Regions from separate parts of the Mus musculus genome. Here region 2 is linked to region 1. A link is a loop called in an ENCODE intact Hi-C map of the cell type or tissue named here. Cell type or tissue: left cerebral cortex. All regions are shown on one strand. Each heading gives the region's core, and the rest is flanking DNA. Links, peaks and the distances in the headings are about the cores only. Region 1 holds the start of Trim47 (tripartite motif-containing 47). Region 2 holds the start of Sap30bp (SAP30 binding protein).

Region 1 (10,676 bases), core at 1,394-9,393:
GCACTTGGGAGGGCACATGTAGGTACATGAGCAAGGTAGCTCATTTGTCACCCCGTCCCATCCCATCATCAAAGACTCCATGCTATGGTACGGCTGACCATGGCTGATGATCACTCTGACTGTCTGGGTAAGCTGTGTCAGTGTTCCCACTGAGAGAGTGCTCGCTCGCTCGGTGCCTTCAGAAGCCATCGTGCTTAGCACACAGACAAGGAGTCACTTTGGAGAGCCTACAGGAATTATTTGGGATTCTGCTGATAGTTACAGGTAACTATCACATGGGCACATGGATGCTTATTTTTTTATCGAGGGTTGTAACAACACTATTCCACCCACTTTGTTTATTCGTTTGGTTTTGGACACCATGCTCAGCCTTTAACCAGGGGCTAGAATCTAACTCAGGCCCTTACACTTTACCAACTGTGGGCTCCACTCTATAATAATAATAATAATAACAATAATAAGGGCCTGGAGAGATGGCTCAACGGTTAGGAGCACTGACCACATGGTAGCTCACAACCATCTGTAATGGGATCCAGCGCCCTCTTCTGGTGTGTCTGAAGACAGCAACAGTGTGCGCATATAAAATAACTACTAAAATAATTTTGACAATTTGATTCTACATAGTTTAAAGCTTAACATTATTGCATTATTACAATGTCAGTTTACCCGACATGGTGGCCTGCACCTGGAATCTCAATACTGGAGAAGTGGAGGCATGGGAATCAAGGCCAACATAAGCTCTGGGCTAACCAAGGCTATGTAAGAAAGACCTATCCCAGAAACAACACGAAGAAGCCATAAGCCTGTGATCCCAGCACTCAGGAGGCTGAGGCAGGAGGATGAAGAGTTCTAGGTCACTCTGGGCTACATACAGAGACTAAATCTCAAGCACAAGTCCTTGCAACTAGACGCACTGTTCTAAATGCATAGTTGGGCAGGCCTTAACCAGTGTCTCCTTTTGGGGAACTACAGGCACCCGCGAGTATCCATGAACGGAAGTAAATTCCTCAGACAAGGGATTTGTCAAGTGATGTCAGCTTCCCATTTCAGATCTAGACAAGGCTAAGTTCCCCAGCGCGGGTAAACACAGTCGCTAAGAGGTCAAAACAGACACATACCAGCAGTAAGTTTTTCTGTATGTCAGCAACTCAGGGAACTTGGCTAACTGTACCTGGGAGGGGTCTGGAGGGAAAGGCGCTGGCTACATGGCTGTGCACGCCCACCATGGCACCTGGCTGACCAGGATAGAGGATGGAGGATCGAATGTCCTCTCAGCCTCCTCCCCATGAATCCCCTCACATTCTCGCTCCGGGTCCTCTCCTTTTCACAATCCTCTGGCAGTCCCACCGCCTCCGCCCACGCTGGGTAGAAGTCTCAAGAGGGTCGTGCTCCCCTGGAGGGCTGGCCGGCCTCGCGGCGTCTGCTGACCGGTGGGTGCGGCGGTGGCGAGCCGCGCTGGGGCGAGCAGAGCTGCGGAGGGGTAGGAGGGGGCCGGACCCTTGGCCAGGGTCCCAAGGGGCGGTGCCGGGCGCGAACCGTCCCAGGTCCCTCCCAGGCGGGAGCAGCACAGGCGGTGCCCGGGTAGCGGCGGAGCCATGGACGGCAGCGGGCCTTTCAGCTGCCCCATCTGCCTGGAACCGCTCCGGGAGCCGGTGACACTACCCTGCGGCCACAACTTCTGCCTCGCTTGCCTGGGCGCTCTCTGGCCGCACCGGAGCGCGGGCGGCACCGGTGGTTCCGGAGGTCCAGCTCGCTGTCCACTTTGTCAGGAGCCTTTCCCCGACGGCCTGCAGCTCCGCAAGAACCACACGCTGTCCGAGTTGCTGCAGCTCCGCCAGGGCTCGGTCCCGGGACCCATGTCCGCCCCGGCTTCAGGATCGACCCGGGGCGCCACGCCCGAGCCCTCCGCGCCCAGCGCACCACCTCCGGCTCCGGAACCATCGGCTCCCTGCGCGCCGGAGCAGTGGCCCGCGGGTGAGGAGCCGGTGCGCTGCGACGCGTGCCCCGAGGGCGCCGCCCTGCCCGCCGCGCTCTCTTGCCTCTCCTGCCTCGCCTCCTTCTGCTCCGCGCATCTGGCCCCCCACGAACGCAGCCCCGCCCTGCGCGGCCACCGCCTGGTGCCCCCGCTGCGCCGACTTGAGGAGAGCCTGTGTCCGCGCCACCTGCGGCCTCTGGAGCGCTACTGTCGCGTGGAGCGTGTGTGCCTTTGCGAGGCCTGTGCCACTCAGGACCATCGCGGCCACGAGCTCGTGCCGCTGGAGCAGGAGCGCGCGCTTCAGGAGGTGGGGCACCTTGAGTCGACACGTGGAGATGGGTGACAGGAGGGACACTAGAGCTATTTAGTCCCTCACTCTTATCCGGGTGTGTCTGTTATATATTTGTTTTATCATTATGGCTGTGCACATGGAGATGAAGGAAGCAACTTTGTGGGGTTGGTTCTCTCCTCCTGCCTTTACATGGGCTTCATCTCTCTGACTCAATAGGCTCTGCCTTAGTTTCCTCCTCTAGCCTGAGAATCTTTGCAACCTCTTCCGGTCTACACTGTCATTTGCTGGGGCTGGTGTGGATGGAAAGAGAGTCGGGAGGGACTAGTAAGATGAAAGAGTGGCAAAAAGCCGAGAGAGAGAGAGAGAGAGAGAGAGAGAGAGAGAGAGAGAGAGAGAGAGAGCGCTTTAGCTAGATTAGTGTAAGTGTAAAGCGAGAGAGGGATCCGCATTAGGCCCTCAGAAGCCGTGGGGGTCAGGAGTCGCTGGGTGCGGGCGGGGCCCCGTAGCTGATGCCCTCTTCAATTCAGATTCGTCCTGAATTGAGTCAGCCACTTTGTATGGGTGTGGCGGGCACCAGGAGAGCGACGGAGTTTGGGCTGGTCACACAGATCTCCTCTGTCCGAATGCTCTGGGGCCGTGGGGAGCATGTGCCCAGTGTCCCGCTACCTCCCACCCCCAGTTTCCTTTGGCCTCCATCCCGGTCTTGGCGCCTCTGGCTTTGGGATTTTCCGCCTCTCCTGCCTGGAGCTGTGACTCATTAGAGCCGAGGGATTTGCCCGGAATCCCCATTTTTCAGAGCTGGATTGGGGGTGAAGGCTCTTTTGAGACTAATCCCCAGGACTATTTAGTGTCCTCTTTTCTGGTTCCGTCACGTCACACCCTACCCCACCCTCTCACACTTTGCCTCTTCCCCAGGGGGAAAACAATCCCAAATAGAGAATCATAGGTGGCCCTATACTGGCTTCTCTGGTCAACAGGTTGTCATATGCCCACAACCTGCTTCCTTGCCAGGCATTTGGAAATGGCACCAGCTTGGGCCAGAGCTGCCTTGGGGATATTCTGGGACTTCACGGCCATTTCCGTTCCCTTCATTCACAAATGTCACTACCTAGCCCCCCAAATTCTGAGATCTGATGCAGTTCCGGGGACCTTTGACAGACACCAATCTCACAAAACCTGGTCCACAGGTGGAGCAGTCCAAAGTCCTGAGCGCTGCGGAGGACCGCATGGATGAACTGGGTGCCGGCATCGCACAGTCCCGCCGTACTGTGGCCCTCATCAAGGTCCGCGCCCACCCCAATCCCCCTGTGCACCCCTGAAGCAGGCCTCTGAAATCACCACAAGCTCTCACTGTGGTGCCGCCCACTCTAGACGTGCTCGTCCCCACTAAGCAGGAACACCTTGTTTCCTGCAACCTGGCTCAGACCCAGAGCAGGCTGGGGCTGGGTGGGGGCTGGGTGGGCACAAGCAGTCAGGGACGGAGACAGCGGGCAGGCCCGGTCTTTGCCCTCACTGTTGTCTCCTCTGCTCTCTCCTGCAGAGTGCAGCTGTGGCAGAGCGGGAGAGGGTGAGCCAGATGTTTGCCGAGGCCACAGCCACCCTTCAGAGTTTCCAGAACGAGGTGATGGGGTTCATCGAAGAGGGAGAGGCCACAATGTTGGGCCGGTCCCAGGGTGACCTGCGTAGACAAGAGGAACAGCGCAGCCGCCTAAGCAAGGCACGGCACAACCTCGGTCAGGTTCCAGAGGCGGATTCAGTCAGCTTTCTCCAGGTGAGGGCGGCTCAGGAGCCATAATTGAAGAGATGGGGCGGGGTTGAGAAACAATGGCAGCCAGGATGGGTACCTGGCCTTCCAGGATAGTTGCTACCTTCCCTGGTGGCGAGACACTGTGGCCAGCAGACTTACTGGGCATTTGTCTGGCACAGGAGCTCCTGGCACTACGGCTGGCCCTGGAGGAGGGGTGCGGCCCCGGGCCTGGGCCCCCCAGGGAACTCAGCTTCACCAAGTCCTCCCAGGTGGTCAAAGCGGTGAGAGACACCCTCATCTCAGCCTGTGCCAGCCAGTGGGAGCAGCTGCGGGGGCTGGGCAGCAATGAGGATGGGCTACAGAAACTCGGCTCAGAAGGTGGGTGCTCCATTATGACTCACTTCCCCCAGATGGACCTTCCGGGCCCCCAGATCTGGTGTCCATCCAGGCATGAAGGAGGGAGAGTGGCAGGGCCGTAATCCTGCCAGGAACTGAAGCTATGCCTCCAGGGGGCAGAGGGGAGTCTTCTAACTCACCCATGGACTTTACAGAGATCAAGGCCCTGCATTCGGGGTTAGGGTTGGGGGGGGGGCGCTCAAGCACCACATCTGCAGGAGAACATGGTCGTCCCCCCCATATGGGTGTCTGTCACCAGGTGGCTGGGGGCTTTGGGAGGAGGGAAGGGTAGGAGGGAATTAGATCCACAGGCAGGGGTGGGGCACTACCAAGGGTAGTCCTGCAGCCACAGGTATTCTAGAGAGATGGCTTTTCCACCACCTCTTCCCTCCCCTGCAGCAGATGTGGAGTCCCAGGACCCTGACAGTACCAGCCTGCTGGAGAGTGAGGCCCCCAGGGATTACTTCCTCAAGTGTAAGTAGCCAGCCTGCTGCTACCAAGGGGCAGGCTTAGCTGCTAGGCTTCAGAAACAGGGTCTGGGAGGGACCACAGAGCTTGGGAGCCCTCTCCTTAGTCTCTGGGGCGAACAAGGTCATCTCCATGGGTGGTCTCCATTAGTTCTGAGTCTCACCAGTCCTAAAGAAGGGACTTGGCTGTGTTTGGGGGAGGGTTAGCTGGGGCGGGGGTGGGGGTGGGGTGCCGGGGAACAATCTCTAAATTGAGCCTGGCTGTGATCTGCGTCTCTCTCCCGTCCCTGGGGTCAGTTGCCTACATCGTGGACCTGGACAGCGACACCGCGGACAAGTTCCTGCAGCTTTTTGGAACTAAAGGTGTCAAGAGAGTACTGTGTCCCATCAACTACCCGGAGTCACCCACCCGCTTCACACACTGCGAGCAGGTGCTAGGAGAGGGCGCCCTGGACCGGGGCACCTACTACTGGGAGGTGGAGATCATCGAAGGATGGGTCAGTGTGGGAGTCATGGCCGAGGGCTTCTCCCCGCAAGAGCCCTATGACCGGGGCCGGCTGGGCCGCAATGCACACTCATGCTGTCTGCAGTGGAATGGGCGTGGCTTCTCAGTCTGGTTCTGCGGGCTGGAGGCCCCGCTACCCCATGCCTTTTCGCCTACAGTCGGGGTCTGCCTAGAGTATGCAGACCATGCCCTGGCCTTCTATGCTGTCCGAGACGGAAAGCTGAGCCTTCTTCGGAGGCTCAAAGCCTCCCGGCCTCGCCGCAGCGGTGCTCTGGCCTCCCCCACTGACCCTTTTCAGAGTCGCCTGGACAGCCATTTTTCCGGGCTCTTCAACCACAGGCTCAAGCCTGCCTTCTTCCTGGAGAGTGTGGACGCCCATCTGCAGATTGGACCTCTCAAGAAATCGTGCATAACCGTGCTGAAGAGGAGGTGATGCACGCCCGGCTGGGTCATCCTGTGGCGCCGTTGCCCATATTTGCTAGGGGAAGGCACTAGCCTCAGAGACTCCCACACTCCTAGCCACCTCACTTCTTGAGGCCTTCTAGACCTTCCACTTTGCAGGACTTGTTTTGAGAACAGATCTTTAGCTGGGACAACTCCAGTCTGCCCCAGCCCCTTCTTTTCCAGGTCTCTAGAACTACCTGGCACACAGTAGGTGCTCAATAAACATTTGTTAAATGAATGATTCCCCCTTTCATTCCTCATCTTCCAGAAACTCCTATGACTTCTCAGCATTCAAGATCTGGGGATAGGGGCAGGCAAGATGGCTCTGCCAGTAGAGGTGCTTGCGGCCAAGTTTTAGGACTGGAGTTTGACGCCTGGGCCATACATAGTAGAAAAAGAGAACTGCCTCGCCGGGCGTGGTTGGCACACACCTTTAATCGCAGCACTTGGGCTGCAGAGACAGGCAGATTTCTGAGTTCCAGGTCAGCCTGGTCTACAAAGTGAGTTCCAGGATAGCCAAGGCTACACAGAGAAACCCTGTCTCCAAAAACACACACAGAGAAAGAGAGAGAGAGAGAGAGAGAGAGAGAGAGAGAGAGAGAGAGAGAGAGAGAGAGAGAGAGAAGAGAACTGCCTCTTGCAACTTGTTCTCTGACTCTGCCCTGGTGCCTAAGCCACAAGCACAGGCAGGCACTCATGCATACACAGTAAATAGATACAAATAAGTGCAACACAGAGCAAAACAGATGAGGGCTGGGAGATAGCACAGCTGATAAAGCGCTTGCTACAGAAGATCAAGAGGACCTGAGTTCGAGCCCCTAGAAAGAATCATACCTTTTTCATACATTGAAAAGAATGTAATGTCCACATTGGAGAAAGAGAGGGGGAGGAGGGAGGGGGGAGGGAGGGAGAGAGAGAGAGAGACAGGTCACTGGGGCTCACTGGGTACTAGCCTAAAGTAATAGGTGAGCTTCAGGTAAGAAATAATTTCTGAATATGACATCTGAGACCTTACACACACACACACACACACACACACACACACACACACATCAAAACAAACAAAAATGAAACAAAAAAAAAAAACAAAACAAAAAGTCAGAGTGAGCAGGCAGGAGAATAAGATTCCCTGACTCAGGAGGAAGGACCTACCTGTGTCCTGTCCTTCAGCAGCACCCTGGCTCTAGGTAAGATAAGTATTTCTCATCCTTGGTGCCACAAGCCAATTCTGGACTTACTTTGAGTGTACTGTATCCAGAATTAAACACAGAAGTCACACACCCAAAGCCAAGAGCTGAGCAGGGTGCTTGGGTGTGGGAGAGAAATGCAAAGACAACCTGAGCTTTCATGCTCTCGCGCTCGTGCGCGAGCACACACACACACACACACACACACTCCACCCTGGGTGTGCGTGGAAATGAAAAAACATCTACAATAAAGGGGTCTGTGTCCTCTGTCGTCGCACCTGTGACACAGCACTTTTCCAGTGCCTTGGGAGAGCCTCTGGCTGGTTTCCAGGAAGGCTCAGCGCCCTCCACCACCCCAGAAACTCGCCACCCTGTCTGGGATAACCTGGGGCTACAGAAGGAGGCTGAATTTCCAGGCCAGTTCCCTCTCTAGATTCTCTGTGCCCCAGATGTCTCCCAGGGGGGTAAGGGGCAGCCAGAGAGGCCTCCCAGCAGCTATCCAAGGTCAGACAGGACAATGGGTGAGTTATGCAGCCAGACAGCAAGGCCATACAAGTCCAGCCCCAGCCGCCTAAACTGCTAAAAATAACCCCTCCCACAGAGCCTGCCTGGCCCCGGGCAGGGCAGCCGGGCCAGGATGTTTTTTTTCCGGGTGGGGCCTCCCTGCTCCTGCTGGGTTGTGTTCTCAACCCTGTTCCCATGGCAGCCACAGGTCCCACAGGTCCCTCTGCATCCAACCAAGGGACTGTCAGGAGGCTGTTCCACCATCCCACTCAATGGGCAGCTGGGGCTTCCTAGAGTCTTTTTCTCACCTGCAAACAGCCTCCGTCCTCCACAGAACCCTGGCATCCCTAGACCACCTGTGTTGTCTTGCCCCCCCCCCCCGCTGGGCACCTTCCACCCCCCACATAAGCCTCTGCTCCCCGCTCCCCGAGGGCAGGAGGCCCTGGCATGGCCGGGCATGTAAGCATGGCAGATAAGGGCCCCGTGGCCAGAGCGTCCCTGCCAGAATTCGGCCCTACCACTCCCAGCTATGGTTTGGGCCACTCATGAGTGTCTTGCTTGTAGAATGACTTTCAGTTTCCAAAGACTGTCACAGAAGCCTGAGCTGATGAGCTGGCTCAGTTGGTAAACGCTGCCAAGTTTGATGGCCTGCGTTTGAGTTCCAGAATCCACGCGGTAGAAGAGACTGGACTCCTGCAAGCTGTTCTCTTGCTTTGCTGTACCCGGGCTGTGGCATGTGTGAACCCACCCATGTCTGTGCACCCGTAACATAAACAAGTGTAAAGGGGGGGGGGGAGAAGTGAGTTTCATTACCCCAAGCCCCTATGGTGCAGCTTTTATAGCCCAAAATGGAGGAGATAGAGGTGTTGGCTGGCCCACAGCTGTACAGGGGGCTGAGAAGTCCCAGGGTTCAGACCTCACCCCCACCCCACGTGGAATGTGATACACAGCTCTGCATGTTAAGCTAAAGCCAATGTGGGTTAGTGTCTGTCTGCATCCATCCATGTATGCTGTGTGTATATACATATATGTATGTGTTATGTCTGCCTGGTTGAATATTGTGTTAGGGAGCATTGTCTGGCCCTGAGAACTTTCCAGCATTCCTCCAAGAACATTTAGGAAGAAGTATGGCAATATGGTGCTTCACCACCACCCAAGGCATAGGTACTATGACGGCCTATCCCTTTACCCACCAACCAAAGCTTTAATCTGTTTTATTCAGAACAGCTTGAAGCCCAGAGTTGCAGCTTACACGAGGAATCTCAGCACCCAAGATACTGGACACTTTAGCGTCTACACCAGCCTGAGCTAAAAGAGTCAGTCCCAGCCGGGCATGGTGGCGCACGCCTTTAATCCCAGCACTCGGGAGGCAGAGGCAGGCGGATTTCTGAGTTCGAGGCCAGTCTGGTCTACAGAGTGAGTTCCAGGACAGCCAGGGCTACACAGAGAAACCCTGTCTCGAAAAACCAAAAAAAAAAAAAAAAAAAAAAAGTCAGTCCCTATCTTAAACAAAACAGAAACAAAAGATTATTCTAAAAAAAAAATTAAGATAAAGTCTCACTCTGCAGTGTCCACATTGTCTTGGGTATGAGCTATGTAGCCCAAGCCTGCCTCCAGCTCTTGGCAATCCTCCTGCCTCTGACTCCTAAGTACTGGGACTGTAAACATATATCACCGTGAGAAAATGTTAAAAAGAGGAAAGAGCTAGGGAACTGTGGGCCTGGAGCCATTACCCTTTATAAGTGAGAAAGGCCGAGTTCTCAGACAGCAGTGCAGGGGGCTTCCTGACCAGGACACAGCTGGCTCAGGTGAGCCGCACAGGGGAGAAGCTCACAGGTAGAGAAGAAGTCCTGGGTTACAACCCTAGCACCCCCAGAAAGGAAAAGAAAAACAAAGCAAAAGCTTAAACCAAATAGGTTCCCTGTGGGCTCCGTTCCCACAGTCCCAGAGCCTTGGCAGAGGTGCCTGCGGGTCTTAGCGGCTCCCTCTAGGGCCCTGGCTAGTCCCAGACAATGTGGAGGGCTGAAGGCTTGAGGCTGTAGCTATGAACTGAATACAGTTCCTCAGCCAGGCAAGGGGCCACCTCCTTCCTGAGCTTTGTTTCTGTGGGAAAATAAGCTGCAGAGTGCAAACAACAGCCCGAGGACGGACTTCTGCTGCACTGGCTCTTGGCAACTGCACACTGCCAGGCCCTGCAGCCCTTGCGGCCCGGGACCTCCCTGCTGGCGCTCCGGGAGGAAAGAGGCCCCCAGTCCTCACCCCCTCCTGAACTTCTGGAACACTTGTTTCCCCTCTCCAGACATAGCCTGTGGCTAAGCGACAGAGCCTGGCCAGCAAGATGGGCTGAGCCGGGTGTGGCTGAGGTCTGCAGGGAGCAGGAGAGCTGGGCTGCAGCTTGTTCAGGGGCCCAGTAAGGAAAATAACCTTTAGTTGCAGAGTCGTTGTCCTATCCTGCCGTACAGCCAGCACACACGTTCCCACCCAGCGCCAACAAGAAGAAGAATCTGAAAGCTAAGGCTTTCGTTCCTTCTCTGTACAATCACGTCTTTAGGGTGAGAACCTGAAACTGCAGGACAGGGCCCCAGGAAGTGGCTCCGGAGAGAATGCTTACCCAGGGATTCCATTCCTAGCACTATCAAAGAAACAAAAAACCTAAAGGAGGGCTGGAGAGATGGCTCAACAATTAGAGGTACTTTGCTGCTCTTTCAGACGGCCCAGGTTCAGTTCCCAGGGCCTACATTGTGGCTCACAAAGATCTGTAACTCCAGTCCCAGAGATCTGGTCTCCTCTTCTGGCCTCCTCAGGCACTGCACAAACATGGTTCACAGACATACAGACAGGGAAAACATCCATACACATAAAATAAAAATAAACAAAATCGCGGGGTAATGGAGACACACTCGGGAGACAGAGGCAGGCAGAACTCCGAGTTCGAGGCCAGCCTGGTCTTCAGAGTGAGTTCTAGGATAGCTAAGGCTACACAGAGAAACCCTGTCTTTAAAAAGTCTAAATAGATACATAAATAAAACCTAGAGCGAAAGAGAAAAGCAAGAGGCTGTAGGTGTTTACCTCAGTACCGAAAAGTGTGGAACTAGAAAGTCTCCATTCAGGGCTGGAGGGATGGCCCAGGTAACAAAGCAATCAACATGCTAACGTTAG
Region 2 (10,676 bases), core at 971-8,970, 170 kb after region 1:
TTCTTCCCAAGGTTCAGTTAACAATGAACTCCTGGGAAATAAGCTCTTCACACACCTTTCACTTCCTAGGCCTTTGATTCAGATACTTCAAGAGAGCAACAGTACGGGCAGGAGAGATGGCCCCATGGTTAAGAATCCACACTACTCTCGCAGAGGATCAGAGTTTGATTTCTTGCAACTAAGTCAGTCAGCTCACAACCGCAGGAAACCGGCTCTAGGGCACCCAGTGCTGCCTTCCGGCCTCCAAGGGTCCTGTGTTCATGAGCACACCACCACCACACACACAATTACAATTAAAAATACAATTTGAAGTATCACTGCCTATTAGTAATAACTTGGGACTGCCCGATACGTCCATCCACACACATTCTCAACATTCAGCAACCATGAGCCCCAGACCACTTCAGGATGGAGGCCGAGAGCCACTGGCATGGCTGAGCTGGGCTCCTGAGGGCACAGGGGACTTCCATCTCCCTCAGCCCAATTCCAAGACCATCTACCACTGCAGTTTCAACCCATGCAACAAAGCACCCAGCATCCTAACGTAAACAAACAGGCTGCAAGATGCTGAAAGCTCTCAGGAAACCTTCAACAAGATACCTCACACACCATCTGTTTTCCCAAGCAGCAGGGGAACTGTGAGAAGTGCAGTGCTTATTGTTTGCAGCTAAGCTTTAAGACAGAGAACCTTGAAGCACTTCTTTGTCTAGGAGTTATGTGAACAAAAGTACTGAGCTCTATGAGCTGGGTGTCTTCACGTGTGTACGTGTGTACGTGTGTGTGTGTGTCTGTGTGTGTGTGTGTGTGTCTCTCTCTCACTCGCGCGCGCGCACACACACACACACACACACACACACACACACACACACAGCTACACTGAAGGCTGGATAGCCCGGAGTGCTTCACTTCACCTGGGGAGCTCCTAGCTCCCTCTCTCCCTCCCTCCCTCCCCTCAAAAGACCCTGCAAAGTGGCCATCACAGTCTGCTGAGCTGGGTGAGGTGGTGGGGGTGCCTGGGCCCTACAGATGGAGGAAACCATTCTTTAGTTACCAACTCCCTCTTCAATCTCATCATTTTAAATCTTGTGACAGGGTCTGACTGTGGAGTCCCCACTGGCCTGGAACTCACAGATCTACTAGCCTCTGCTGGAATTAAAGGTGTGTGCCATCATGTCCTGCCAAATCTTATCTTTTCTTTTCTTTCTTTTTTTAGGACAGGGTTTCTCTGTATAGCCCTAGCTGTCCTGGAACTCACTTTGTAGATCAGGCTGGCCTCGAACTCAGAAATCTACCCGCTTCTGCCTCCCAAGTGCTGGGATTAAAGGTGTGCGCCACCACCACCCGCCTCTGCCAAATCTTTTCTAAGGCAGGGTTTTGCTGTTTAGGCTAGTTTGGCCTCAAATTTGTGACCCTCCTGCCCTATCCTTCTGAATTAGCCACCACACCCAGCTTGGGCTCTAAGGATTTTAAGAATGTTTTCTTTGATTTAACTGGGATCATACACACCTCTTTCAAAAATGCCGCAATTATTTCCCCTACTCAATGTCAGCACCTAGAAAGGCCGGGATTCTTTCCCTACCACAGAGCCTGGACCAAAGACCCCAGGGAGCTTACAAGCCCAGGCCCTCCCTGACAGCTGGCAGCAGGCTGCTTGCCCCTTCTTGTTCCAGGTCATCCGTCCCTGCCTGTTTTCAATGGAAGGTCTGCCAGGGACAGCAAATGGAGACACCTCTATCCACGGGAACTGCAGGAGTGGAAGAAAAATAAACAAGGAAGAACGTTCCAGAGCTATGGAGGCAAAGTGTGGACAGAGGACAGCGGCATGTGGGGAGCTCACACACCAAGGGCAAATGGACAGAGGCACACTGGAGCCACTGGGTACAGTGCTGTCAGAGGACTGCCACAGTTAGTCTGATGGTTTCTAGGACAGCAGCTCCCCCTTCTGTGGAGTGATCACAGCACATAAGGCCAGACTGCTTACTGAGGTGAGACTAGACGCCAAGAGAAAGCAAGCATGGGTTAGAAGCACGCAGGTGTTTAGATTCTCTTGGCATACCAAGTTGCCTCCCCTTCTCTGATTTGTAACTCGGGCCTTTCTATCTCAGACTGAACGCTTCCATACAGGTGGATCTGGAGTTAGCGTCTCATTCAACTTCAGTGCAGGAGACTGCACCCAGGAGCTACTCCAGGTGTCAGAGTGGCAAAATTAGGTCCCAGTGCTCCAAAGGCTGAGGCAGGAGGGTGGGCAGACTGAGGCCAGCCTGTGCTACAGTGAGACCCTGTTTCATAGAGCAAAGTAACAGAAGCAAGGAGATCGGTCGTGGGCAGAGACACTTGCTGTACCAGCCCACGACCTGCACTCAACCCCAGAACATATGCAGAGGAGAGAAGTGGTTCCAGAGTGTTCTGTGGCCTCTGCATGTGCACATGCACACACATGCCCTGCCTCCACAGCTACACACACACACACAATAATAACAAAGGTTTAAAACATAAAGAAAGTAGCAAGACAATCAAAAATGCCATTTCTAGTCTTGGCACCTTTTTGGTTTTTTGTTTTTTCGAGACAGGGTTTCTCTGTGTAGCCCTGGCTGTCCTGGAACTCACTCTGTAGACCAAGCTGGCCTCAAACTCAGAAATCTGCCTGCCTCTGCCTCCCAAGTGCTGGGATTAAAGGAGTGGGCCTCAGCCTTTTTTGTTTCTTTTACTTTGGTTTTTTGGAGACAAGCTCTCACAATGTAACCTTGAAACTTGTTCCATAGAGCAGGCTGGCTTAAGCTCATTAAGGTCCACTGCCTCTGTCTCCGGAGCACTGAGATTAAAGGTGTGTGCACTATGTTAGCTTGCTAACAGCAGCAAGAGAATTCTCAAGTTTGCCCTTCTCCCGTAACCTCTCCTCCCGGGGAGTCTCAAACCCTCTGGGGATTTGTCCAACCTCAACACAACCCATAAACTAGAACATTAATGACAAATCCTTTTTATTTTTATTTTTAATTTTTGAGACAGGGTTTCACTGTGTAGGCCTGGCTGTCCTGGAACTTACTGTGTAGACCAAGCTGGCTTTACATGCATCTAAAAATCTTCTACAAAACAGTGAGATTACTACCTTATGAATAACTCAAACCATTTTGGCTAGAGATGACAGAAAAGTCTCCATTGTATGACAGCAAACCTCTCCCATTTAGCTCTGTGCTGTTTCAGGTCTGCATCTGGCTGTCACTGCCTTCCCTCCCAGCTTTCACGCACCACAGCATGCCTGCCTGCCCGCCCTCTCCGAGCCCTCACCTTTATGCCTGCTCCTCTCACCACACTGTGGCTCCAAGCACAGGCCTCGCCATTCTGTAGTCAACGACATCGGCTGACCAGCCTGGGAAGTGAGTAGAGGCACCTGATGCTACCAATCGCAGGCACCCAGCACTACTTTAACCCTCATCAAACGAAAGAGGCAGATTTCATGATGATGCTCATTTCCCAGAGAAGAGAAACCGAGGCTCTGGTCTGGTGTTGTGAAGTCATCCATGGTAAAAGGCCTACTGAAGTGTTGAGAGACACACCAGAGGTTGGGCATTGTGGCTTGTGCTTGGGAGGCTAAGGCAGGAGGATCACAGAGAATCTGAGAGGAGCCTGGAATACCGGGCATTGCAGGCCAGCCTGGGCTTCAGCCTGTGAGACTCTCTCAAAAACAAAACAGCTGGGAGTAGTGGTGCACACCTTCAATCCCAGCAGAGGCAGACAGACCTGCTGTACAGATGAGTTCCAGAACAGCCAGGGCTACAGATACAGGCTGTCTTGCAGGACACACACACACACACACACACACACACACACACACACACACAGTAGAACAGAGCAACTGTTTTAGCAAACTACCAATTGAGTTTCTGAGTGTTCACGTAGTTGCATGCATGTGTGTGTTGCCTGCACGTGTGTACATGGAAGTCAGAGATAGGAGTCTGGGACCCTCCTACATTGCTTTCCACCTGATTGTCTGAGATAAGGTCTTTCATTGAACCTGGAGCTCTAAGGCTCTCAGTCTACATCCTGCCCTATGCTGAAGTCAAAGAGTCTGCATCTCAGTTTAACTTCTAATACCAATATATACAATGAACAGAAGCTCCTTGGGATCTGCATTTCTAAGTTGTCTCATGAAACCAAATGTTTTGAGAACCTCTACATAACCAGTTAAAATTAGATCCTTAAAAGTAGAGAGCGCCATCTAGTGGGTAGACGGCCATGGCGCAACTCATTAGCTTAACAGAAGATAAACTACAAGACCTGCTCTAGCAGTATGTCCGTCCTCTTAGAATTATTCAAATCAAAAGTTTAGAACAACAAAATCCTCTCATATAAATCCAACAGAGCTGGGGAGATGGCTCAGAGGTTAAAAGCACTTGCTGTTCTTGCAGAAGACTCCAACTCCTAGTGCACACCTGACAGCTCACAATCAACTCTAAACTCTAGTTCCAGAAAAGTGACACCTCTTCTGGCATCAGTGGACACCCGTGTGTGTGTGTGTGTGTGTGTCCCCTGTTCTTTATTATCTGCTCTTCCAGAGAGCAGTAAGTCTTTTGTGTTCCACAGGGCTGCCTATCTCACAAGGATGTACCTTTCCTCAAAAATTTGCTGTTGGCTCCAGCTGCATACGTAGCAGAGGATGGCCTAGTCGGTCATCAACGGAAGGAGAGGGCCTTGGTCCTGTGAAGGTTCTATGCCCCAGTATGGGGGCTGCCAGGGCCAGGAAGTGGGAGTGGGTGGGTTGGTGAGCAGGGGGAGGGGAGAAGGGATGGGGGTTTTCAGAGGGGAAAGGGGATAACATTTGAAATGTAAATAAAGAAAATATTTAATAAAAAATGACGTTAAAAAAAAAAGCTTTTGCTGCTGGGATCACAGCACTGAAGAAGGGGTGACAGCCAAGTGCATGCCAACTTCTCTAGGTGGCCTTTAGTTTTAAGCCATAAGCCTGCCCCATGCTCTCCTGCCAGGCCAGTTCTTAGCCTGGGTTTTTTACTCTGCACAGAAAGTCGTTTGCACCTGGTTTCTGGGCTCCACACTGTCTACTCCTGGCATCCTCGGTAAAACACATTCCGAGTCTTCTGCAGCCTTTCTGAGTTTATACCAATGGCTGCACGGCCATATCTGAGGATGGATAGCTCATCTGATCTGATATATAGCTCATGCTATATATTCAGCAGATACACTGCCCCCTTTCATAGTTCACATCTATGAATTCAAACAGCTATGGGTTTAATTTCTTCTTTTAAATTGCATCTGTGTTGAACGTGAAATTTTTTTTTAAATCGTTTTCTGAACAATACAGTGTAACAATAATTTGAGATAATCTGGAACTAGCAGGGGGAATTATATTAACCTGTGTTATATATGTATAAGTCATATGTAAATATACCATTTTAAATAAAGACTGTGAGAAGCTCTGGATTTGCATATGTACAGGGCATGAAGGTGGGGTGTCCTGGAAACCCAATCACCCATAGATCATGAGACTACTGTTTTATATTACTACCAGGCTTAAGTCTCCTAAGTTTCACTTATGCAACCTTGAAGATTTTGGCTTATTTCAGAGCAGCTTGCAACGGTGAGATGTTGTATGTACTCCTCCAAGGGAGATGTTTGCAGTATAAAGCACGATTCTGAGAAAGGTACCTTTCCAAGCACTGGGCCTCCATTACCACAGGAGCATTAGGACTGCGACAAGAGCCACTGCTAATTACTCTCAGCTGCTTCTGGACAGACCTATGAGAAGGAAGGCTGCTTCAAAAAAGACCATGTGCGTGTGTGACTAGCACATACCTGGGAAAACGGGGCCAGACTTAAGCGTGTATGGATTATAGGACCCAGACTGGCCTCTTGTGGTTTTTATCTCAAGCCTCAGGAATTCCTAGTGGCCTTAAGGGTCTTCATTAAACTGGCCTGATCCCACTGTCCATTCTGTGTGCTAGTGGGACAGATCCTGACCCCACATTTGACCTGAGTCAGAATGTTAAAAGCCTTGATTGAATCCAGCCACCCGCCACAGCCAACACCAAATACCTTTGGGTCATCAGCCTCAGGTTTTTCAGTCTCTGAATCGTCATCTTCCTACAAGACAAAGAATTTAGAGGATTAAACTTAAAAGGAGTGGGCCTGGGTTGTCTTACACACATAACCAGCGGTTGGAGTAAACAGACTGTTTTCCTAGCTGGAGTCACCCCACCAAGAACCCTTCCCTACCACACAACCCAGAACTAGAGAAAGAGAAAGGAAAAGGAGACATTCTGGAGGGGGTGGGGGATCAGCAGCTCAAAATCAGGGTGCCATCATCTACATCAGTGAAAATTCCTGAAGGAAATTGTATAAAGAGAGGGAAGATGCAACATGTTCTGCAGTTATTAAAGCCAAGGTTATGAATTCTCTTACCACTTCTACGTTTATACCCACAACCACCACACTGCTCAACAGTTAGGTGGCACCTAAAGTCAGAAGCAATGACAGAAAGGTGGGCATCAAATCACCAGATCAAGCGACCAGAAGAGGGGGGAACTAAAGGGCGAGGGACAGCCTTTTGGGATGCTCACATTACTGCCACTGATCCACTCTTCTCAGCCTTCTTTACTCAAAGGAGATCTGACTGAGTCAAAACCATGGGAGTACTGAACTCTCCAATGTAAGCCCACAACTCCATAAGGTCAAAAGCTAAGAAGCAGATGGGAACCACTTACTAGACTTTATCCCAAACACAACATGGCACTCCAGATGTTAACACAAACAAACTATGCCTCGATGGTTCTTAGACAAGTGCCCTGGGCGGTGCCAGGGAAGCAAAAGCTTGCAACGCAATGCCACCGACAGAGCTCTCTCAAAATGGAACCAACTACACAGTCAAAGATGGAGCTTGGCAGAATGCTCAAATAGTCCCCAGTATCGGCACTGGGGTTTCAGGAGAGGTTTAAAAACAAAACTAAAATATCATATAGCTTGAATATGACAGAAAGTAGATGTGGGTTAGTATTTTAAGAACACACATGCAAACATACATACACACACACACACACACACACACACACACACACACACACCACACACATGCACGCACGGAAAGTCAAAAAACTTAACAAAGCTTCCTTCCTTCTAGCTAAGGATGACCTTGAACTTGTAACCCTCATTTCATGCTGGGTTACAGGCTGTGAACCACTATGGCTAATAGCTGTAGTTGATGCTGGGGAACAACTCTCTGGCTTTACCCCTACTACACACACACACACACACACACACACACACACACACACACACACTCCAGTTTCCACAAGTTTTTTTAGCAATTTTACTCAACTCTGCATTATCACTGATGGGTGGGATAAAGGCATGAAGAATTCTCAAAAGAGAATACAAAATACATTCTGTGAAATGTTTTATTTGCTGTTGTTTTTATGTGGTACTGGGGAATCAAACCCAGGGTCCTGCGAATGCTAGGCAAGTGCTATCGATGTACCACTGAGCTACATCCCCAGTCCTTATTTTTACTCATTTGAGACAGGAATATACTCTTGAATCTTCAATCTTCTTGCTTTAGCACCTGAATGCTATACATCTGCAGGACCTGGACCATTAAACCTAGTTTAAAGAACATTCTCGTGCTAGCCTTTACATATCAACACATAACCAAAAACCCCAAACAACAACCTGAAGAACAAAATAAAGCTCGCTGTGAGTGTTTCAGTGAATGCTGCTTTTACTATGCCAGATTCAAGATCCAAATTCAGTTTTAGATGCCTTTTTGTGCTAAACAACAGCCTGGATTTCCTTGCCTCTTTCCCTTCCAGACTTTAAAGTCCCAAGTAATACTGCTCAGGTCGCTGTCCGCCATGAACTGCTCCTCCTCTTAACAAGGACACAGTCCTCCTGTCTGTTACCCGCACCTACTTAACTCCAAGGAAGTTCTGGAAGAACCAGGGGACGCTGACAAAAACACCAAGTGGAACATAACCAAAGAATCAAAGTGTGGATGACAGCAGCAAACTTCCCTTCCTTACCTTGTTACAAAGTGAAGCACTTGAATAAACCCCAACCGAGATTAATACAAAGTTGATTACAGATATGTAAGTGACACACTAGTTAGGGCAAACACATTTATAAAGTGGGAAGATTAGCTAAACTCACAAAGCAACATAAAATACCCACTGACACTAAGGTTATGAAAAGTAACCAAGCTAGGCCTAGTGCAACATGGTTATAACCCCAGCTCTCAATAAGCTGACCTAGAGGATCTGGAGCTCAGGGGTAAAAGGTTTGCCATCAGTTTGGGCTTCATAAGACCCCATCTCAAAAATGCAAAACAAAAGACCTCCTTCCAAAAGCTCAATTCAAAAGCTAATACAATGTGGTCCAGGTGAAAAAAAAAAAAAAAAAAACGACTTAACTTTCAAAAAGAGCTAATACCACCCAACCAATTCAACTTTTTTCTTCTTTCTGTGGTGCTGGGGATCAAGTCCTTGACATGCTTAGGCAAAGCCCTCTCCCATGAGCTACATCCTCAACGGGTACCAACTGATTCCAAACCAAAAGGGAAAAGGGACAGAGTTGACCATGGAATGGAAGAGTGTTTCAAGAGCTCTGGGTCTGGAAGATTTACCCACCGACTGCTTACTGTTCTCGTCCTCCTCTTCTTCATAACCATCCTCATCACCCCCTGGGCGAGAGAAGTCATCTTCTCCATAGGCGTCAGATACCAAACCACCTTTCTCCTCTGAAAGAGGAGAGAGAGGGGAGAGGGGGAGAGAGAGGGAGAAGGAGAGAGAGGGGGAGAGGGGAGAAATGTAAAAATGTTTCTGAAAATTGAATGGCCAAGATTATTTCTGAAGATAAAAAGGGAACCTAAGTCTCAAGTAAGTGGCTATAGGCCCAGATTGAATTTGTACTTAGGAAGAACAATTTAATACCAGGGGTTGGGGTTGGGAATTTAGCTCAGTGGTAGAGCTCTGGGTTCTGTCCTCAGCCTGGAGGTTGGGGGGGAGGAAGAAAAAAAAAGGAAAGAAAGAAAAAGAAAAGACCAGGGGTTGTGCCAGGAATGGCGGTGCACACCTTTGAACCGAGCACTTGGGAGGCAGAGGCAGGAGGATCTCTGAGTTCTAGATCAGCCTGAGTTCCAGGACAGTCAGGACTAGAGGGAGATCCTGTCTCAAAACAAACAAAAACAGGGGTATTGGAAGATGACTCTTATACGAGTGCATAATGTACAGGGTTTGGTGTCCCATGCTTTTAATTCAAGCTCTCTGGAGACAGGGCCAGGCAGATCTCTGTAAGTTTGACAGTTCAGTTTCCAGTACCCACATCAGGCAGCTCACAAATGCCAGTTTCAGAAGAGCTGATGCCTCTCTCTGTCCACCATGGGCAGAACTCACATGCAAGGCCCACTCCATATGTACAGATGTATATGAAAAGAAAATCAAGCATTAAATTCATGTTCTAATATTTTCAGGACAGGCTGGGGAAGTAACAAAGTAGTGGGATGCTTTCCTAAGAGTGTAAGGCCCTGGGTTTGGTTCCCAGCAGTTCCAAAGGTTGGGGAACTATTACATGCTGTTGGCCTATTAGGGCAGTTAAAGTCTTCTCCTCTTTGAACCAGCCCAACAGGTCGTTTAAACTCCTGTTTTGACATACCACACACATCTCTATCTTGTTTCATGTGCAACCTCAAAAACGCCTTCTATGCACAAGACTGTCTTCCTCATTGTTTTGCCCCTACTTTGCAGATAAGAAGACCCAAAGCTCTGGTATATCAGGTAATTTGCTTCCTTCAAGAAATCTGTTCCCTCTATGCTTCGCAGTCTGAGGGCAACCGATAGGCTTTTAAAACTCACCAAACAACAGAATCACCCTACCGCCTTAAAAGGCTTGTCTAGCATATTCTATGAAAAAGCCCAGAATTATGCACTTAGGAGAGATGCATTTTTAAAAACTCTAGGGCAGACTTAGAAACGATTCCTTAAAAGTTACCAACTTAACGAAACACAAGTTTTACTATCCTCCAGGTACATTTCACTCCTCTCTTCCCCATCAAACAACGAGACAGTGATGTCTCGACAGATGCGTACCCCCCTTGGTCCACCCTCTGGCCAGCATGACGCCTTGCGTAGAGGATCGCAGAAAGAGAGATCACTCGTACTGTAGTAGAGGTTCTAATGCTCTGTCTGACCTAGGACATCCACTGCGCTTTGGGGTTCCAAGACCCGATACCTGGAGCACAAAGAGCATCTTCTCCCCATGCCCCGCTAGAGAGGTAGCATTTGGTAACCATAACAGACCCTCCCCTTTCCAGCTCAAGTCTCACCAGTCGCTCCGCCTACAGCGTCGACTCCAGTTTCGCCATCAGATTCAGGGTCTGAATATTCCGCATAAATTGCAAGAGACGACAAAACATTTTTCTTCCCCGCCATCTTACTCCCACAGCGCGGTGTGGCTCAGGCCTATGACTCATAAGCCAATTTAGGGGCGAGAAAACCAACTTCTTCCGGATCCCAGGAGACTCCGCGCCCGAATGACAACCAATCAAAAGGGCTGTGTCTGGGCATGGCTCCGCCCCCATGCTCAGCTCTTGGAAACGTCATCAGCACGGGACGGAAGTAAGGTCTTGCGGCTTCTACTTCGCTGACTTCTCGGGCGGTTTGGCTTCTGAGTTCGAG

The links. A loop is a pair of places that touch in the nucleus more often than their neighbours do. Peaks named below come from ENCODE experiments on the same cell type or tissue, not always from the same donor. Only the 100,000 strongest peaks of a DNase experiment are listed, where the experiment ranks them.
Region 2: it touches region 1 in a loop (2.0-fold over the local background); 1 of 42 quality-filtered maps calls a loop at or near these places.

Annotation. Positions count from the first base shown.
Region 1 is chr11:116,101,140-116,111,815 of GRCm38, reverse strand. It overlaps Trim47 (tripartite motif-containing 47), which reads left to right and starts at 1,581. Exons shown (of 6, transcript NM_172570.5): 1 at 1,581-2,282; 2 at 3,455-3,550; 3 at 3,808-4,038; 4 at 4,194-4,392; 5 at 4,813-4,884; 6 at 5,175-6,066. The coding sequence starts at 1,596. The coding sequence ends at 5,815. In left cerebral cortex, for the core only: a CTCF peak has its summit at 4,524 (motif pointing right); DNase peaks (open chromatin) are centred at 1,481 and 2,965; H3K4me3 peaks cover 1,973 bases; H3K27ac peaks cover 2,850 bases.
Region 2 is chr11:115,933,430-115,944,105 of GRCm38, reverse strand. Sap30bp (SAP30 binding protein) reads right to left here and starts at 10,447. Exons shown (of 11, transcript NM_020483.3): 1 at 10,325-10,447; 2 at 8,631-8,740; 3 at 6,049-6,096. The coding sequence starts at 10,430. Gm39474 (a long non-coding RNA gene) reads left to right here and starts at 1,300. Exons shown (of 2, transcript XR_880317.3): 1 at 1,300-1,985; 2 at 3,202-4,234. Recql5 (RecQ protein-like 5) reads left to right here and starts at 10,614. Exons shown (of 19, transcript NM_130454.2): 1 at 10,614-10,676. In left cerebral cortex, for the core only: CTCF peaks have their summits at 1,955 (motif pointing left) and 4,225 (motif pointing left); a DNase peak (open chromatin) is centred at 4,218.